Linked DNA regions of Homo sapiens: region 2 is linked to region 1. Evidence: chromatin loops called from intact Hi-C (ENCODE). Cell type or tissue: Calu3. All regions are shown on one strand.

Region 1 (2,500 bases):
CGCTGCCAGCAGGATCTTATTCTTTGTATCTGCACCTCCCAAACAATTCTTCCGGGGCAGCTTTGTCTGTGCCCCTCTGCTGGGCTGAAGGGCTGGTGCTTAGGGATGCATGCATCCCGCCCTTTGCCCTCATGTCTGAGCTGTTCGAATCTGATTTCCAGGGCAATTGCAGTTTGGCGGCTCCCCGGGGCATCCTCTTGAGTGGCTGCTCTGCTGTTACTGTTTGGGAGGCCTCGGAAACTCCCTTGGGTAGTTTGTCAGATGGTCTGATGAGAATAGCAGGAGCCTGTTTTCCATAGTCAGATTGTCATTTTCATCATCATTTTTGTTGTTGAGTTTCCCTTTTTAAAAAATAAAATCATAAAACAGACATACTCTTTTCTAAACAAGTGTAGACTTTTACCATGAGGGTTGGAAGGGGCCTCACTGAGTAAATACCTCTTCTCTCACCCTCGTGTGATGGCTTCTTTGTTTTGAACTTGGGTGTGCCCAAGTGGTTTTACAACCTCCCTTGGGTATCAACAGTCCTTATCCTCTCACCATCTGATCTCTCTTCCTGCTTCTGGTCCTCAGAGGGTGGTCAGACAGTGCTCCCAAGAATGGGTTGAGGTTCTGAAGGTATGTGGGCACCTAAAGATCCTAAGCTGTCAAAATGACTGCTGTCCAGGAGAAACTGACCAGACCTAAGGTTCAATCTGGGGAAACTTGACGCAATAACAATTAGCAAGTACTAGGCATTTTGCTGTGTATCAGGCCTGGAGATCAGCAGTTTACGTGAGTGATTTTCACACATTCCAAGAAATAGTTTCTTCCATTATTTCCACTTTACAGGTGAGAATATTGAGGCTCTGAAAGGCTAAATGACTTGGCTGAAGCCACATACTTAGTGGCAGAGTCAGAATTCAGTCTCTAAGGCTTTTGAATTCCAGAACTCATACTTTTAGCCATGATGGTATACAGATTTAGTTCTGGGGTCTGGAGACCATTGACAGTCTTGGAAATAAACTGTGTCTCAATATAAATAAAGGACAGATATGGTTGTGTTCAGTTCTTGGACACATTCCTTCGAACTCCAAAGGACAAGAGGTTAACCTCATGACTTTGATAGAAAACAGAAGACAGGTTGTGAGGTTTCTTGGGTAATTCTGGGTATTTGGACACCTGTTCAGTTATTCTTGGATTCTGTGATGGGGGGTGGGGGGAATATGGGGAGGCTGAGGTCATTATTGCAAAAACCATTTCCTGAGCGCTTGACTTCAGGAAATGCTGTAGCATTAAAAATACCCATTGTGTGGGAGTGATAGAAGCATGACTCACGTTTAGCAATTGTGTCCATAGGTCACAAAGGATTTGGGGAACACAGGAGATATTCACACAAGACTGTGTCTGTGGGTGGTTCATTAAGAAATTTTTAGTAGGTTGAGAAGCATGGTCGCATTTCAAAAGGAGTGACATTTAAGATTCTCCATGGAAGCTATGAGACTTGGCTCATCATTCATACATTGATTAACAAATGTCAATTGTCCGCCTACTAAGTGCAGGTCCTTGTACTGGGTGCTTTGGGATTTTGCAAGAGGAATAAAGCGTGGCTCTTGCCCTTTAGTGCAGTGTTTATGAAGTGGTGACAATGAAATAGGCTGCTTTTAAAATTTCCCCTTTTTTCCCCCTTGACACTTTGACAAAAGGAAGACTATCCCTTAAAGAAAGACATTTTGTTTTATTTTCCAGGACAAATACTATCAAAAAATCAGGTTTGTTAACTCTCAGGCCTTGTGCCTAGGAAAATATGATTATCAGGATAAAAGATTCAGGGGCATGTCCTGGCTTAGGTACCTTTTGTTCACTGTAGGGTAGAGTACAGTGAACAGTGAATACAGGGTAGAGGGAATAGGAATTTTTTTTTGTTTGTTTTGAGATGGAGTCTTGCTCTGTCGCCCAGGATGGAGTGCAGTGGTATGATCTCGGCTCACTGCAACCTCTCTCTCTCAGGTTCAGGCAATTCTCCGCCTCAGCCTCCTGAGTAGCTGGGATTACAGGCACCCACCACGACACCTGGCTAATTTTTGTACTTTTAGTAGAGATGGGGTTTCACCATCTTGGCCAGGCTGGTCTTGAACTCCTGATCTCGTGATCCACCCACCTCGGTCTCCCAAAGTGCTGAGATCACAGGTGTGAGCCACTGTGCCTGGTCAGGAATTGTTAATTAAATACTCATGGTCTTTTAAACTGGGCCAGAGGATTCTTTTTTTTGGCTTTGTTTAATATTTTGTATAAAATTGATGCATAGTAAACATGACACTAAAATACATGTACATTATGAAGTCTGATAATATAATGATCACCTGTGAAACCACCACCCAACCTAAGTACCATAATAGTTTCAATGACTTGCATTTCTTTTCATATTCTTCCTCTGTCCTTCCACCCCATCTCTGGCCTCCCCTCCTTAAAGATAGCCACTACCTTAGAATTTGCACTTACTGGATAGAGTTTAGACATT
Region 2 (2,500 bases), 65 kb before region 1:
ACAATGGGGTATGTGCTCCCGTGAGAATCTAATGCTGCCACTCATTGCCGTTGCTGATCTAACAGGAGACAAAGCTCAGGCAGTAATGCAAGCGATGAGGAGCAACTGTAAATACAGATGAAGCTTCACTTGATCACCTGCTGCTCACCTCCTGCTGTGCAGCCCAGTTCCTAACAGGCCATAGACTGGTACTGGTCTGTGGCCCAGGAGTTGGGGATCTCTGCTCTAAAACACTGAAATCTCTCCAGTGATGATTATAACAAAAATCACCCATTACAACTTTATAATTAAAGCCCTTGATAAAATACACATTAAATGTGTTTTTGGGAGAAGTCCTGCTTTCTGCATTTCCCCCTTTTCAAAGATTAATTCATTTAACTGAAACTGATGGTGGGAAGGAAATGTACACAGGCTTGAAATTTTGTTTGGAAGCAATTATGTTCTGTCCTTCCCAAAATATAGATTGTGCAATGAATGGGGAACTTGGCTAGAGCAAGATTGTTGACAAAATGTAGCTAGACAATTTGAGCTATTTTTAGTTATTATTCTGGTTATACTTAATAACATTTATCATGAACATTTACTTTGATGAAAGTGATTCTTTTAGGATATAATGAAGAAATGTTTGGCATTAGTTTTGGAAAAATATCCAAAAGTTTTTACAAAAAAACCCAACCCCCAAAACAACAAAACAAAACAACCTTATATTGAGAGGAGATAAATATCCTCATTGACTTTAAGGGGGTGGGTGGGGTGAAATTGTGTTAGAATATGTAACACTTTACTTAAAAAAAAAATCAATGCATGTAAAACTTATTCTGAAGAGTTAAAATCTCATTCGTAAAACATTTTAACACTTTTTTCTTCTGTCAAGCATATCTTGTCACTGAAAGTGGCCTAATACAATTTTATCTGGTAGAGAAAATTAGAGGAATTGCTTTAATAAGAATGATTTTTAATTAACATTGTTGATAAAACGAGCCCTTTTAAAGTTCTTGAAGGTGCTTGAAAACAGCTTCCTCTCCTCAGTAGGTTGTTTCAATTATGATCTATCATCATTTCTTCCTTCATAGGTAGTAAAAGACAGTTTGAGTTCTGTCCGTGTCAAGCATCACACATCTCAGATGAGTGGGTATGTAGTGATGAGGTAGGAAACACGTAAAGATCTTTGCTGTAATATTTCAGTGTCTGGTGACTCAGATGCTGAATCTACTTCTCATAAGTAAATGTTTCACTCAAATCAAAGAGAGTAGGCACTCCATCTCTGGCTCATGCTTCACTGTACTGAGAGTTTAAACTTCCATGCTGTCCTAGCCTGCTTGGAAAAACCAGAGTGCCCTGAACTTCCAGTGAATCAGCTCCTCTTGGGCCCTGATGTGTCCTCAGGATCTCATTAGATGGAGCCAACTCAGAATCTAAGCAGGTACCTATGAGTTGTCCCTAGTACTGAAAATCCAAATGTTGCTTGGCAGTCCAGTTCATGAAACCTCTAAGAAATGGAAGGTCAGAGGCTGCTGTTTTCCTGTGGAGACATGACTGGTTCAGCAATGGGGGCAGGTCTGGACAGGGTAGTGAGACCCATCAATAGACCATCCATGAGAAGGCCAGTAGGGGGTGCCATGGCTGCCTCCCACTGTTCCTTTCTAAGTTTAGATTTGCAGGGTGTGTGGGTGTGTGAGTCCATGCATGCACACACATTCAATTTATGCTTCTGTCAAAACCCCACATATTCAATAGTAAAAATAACAAAATAATACATATACAAAAATTATAATCAAAAACAATCCCCAGCCTCAGCTTACTCCATTCCATCTCCCTTTGCTCATTGACTCAGAAGTAACTGCACATCTTTCAATTTTTGTTCGAATATGTATTTTTTATTTCTCAGTAATGTGTTTCTACAAATATTTGAGTTTTTAATTTTAGATACTATCTATTGACTGTCTACAAATCTTTCAAATATAGCATATTTAATTAAATCCTTTTTAGTGTTTACCATGGCTCATAGCCGAGCCATCTAGCATACTCATGACATCATCATCTACAATTTTTTTCCCCTGATGTCAATACTGTCTCAGTTTTTTTCCATTGCTTTGCATTCTTTGATAGACATCTAATAATATGTAACATATATTTAGCAAGTATTTTAAGCAATTTATAGGTAAAATATTTTAAGCAATTTATAGGTAAATATAGGAAATTATAGGTAAAAGGTTAGGGAACAGAAGGTGGGACATGTTATGCCCCAGCTTAAAAGGGCAAAGTCCAAATTCCTGGCTATGCTACACAAGATCTAGCCCTTGGCTATTCCTACAACCTGACTCCTTATCTTTTCCTTCTCCATATTTTACATTCCAGCTTCTTGGACTTTTTTAGATGCTAGAATTTATAAGTCCTTTCTTATTCCTTGGCCCTTCACCAGCCTCCTGTTGTCTGAATCACTTTTCTACCCTCTTTATTTGTGTCTTACCCATCCTCTGGTGCCAATCTTCCCCAACTC

What was found. Hi-C counts contacts between places; a loop is a spot of excess contacts. Peaks named below come from ENCODE experiments on the same cell type or tissue, not always from the same donor. Only the 100,000 strongest peaks of a DNase experiment are listed, where the experiment ranks them.
Region 2: it touches region 1 in a loop (7-fold over the local background); 2 of 110 quality-filtered maps call a loop at or near these places.

What each region holds. Positions count from the first base shown.
Region 1 is chr12:92,538,195-92,540,694 of GRCh38, reverse strand. No RefSeq gene overlaps it. Among named protein-coding and RNA genes, the nearest start is that of LINC02397, 73 kb to the right of the region's middle. RefSeq lists an enhancer at 1,547-1,596. In Calu3, no CTCF peak of the experiment used is centred here; a DNase peak (open chromatin) is centred at 1,224.
Region 2 is chr12:92,602,944-92,605,443 of GRCh38, reverse strand. All of the region lies in intron 1 of LOC105369905 (a long non-coding RNA gene), which reads right to left. The region is part of intron 1 of LOC124902983 (a long non-coding RNA gene); the gene reads left to right. Among named protein-coding and RNA genes, the nearest start is that of PLEKHG7, 99 kb to the left of the region's middle. In Calu3, a CTCF peak has its summit at 1,531; no DNase peak of the experiment used is centred here.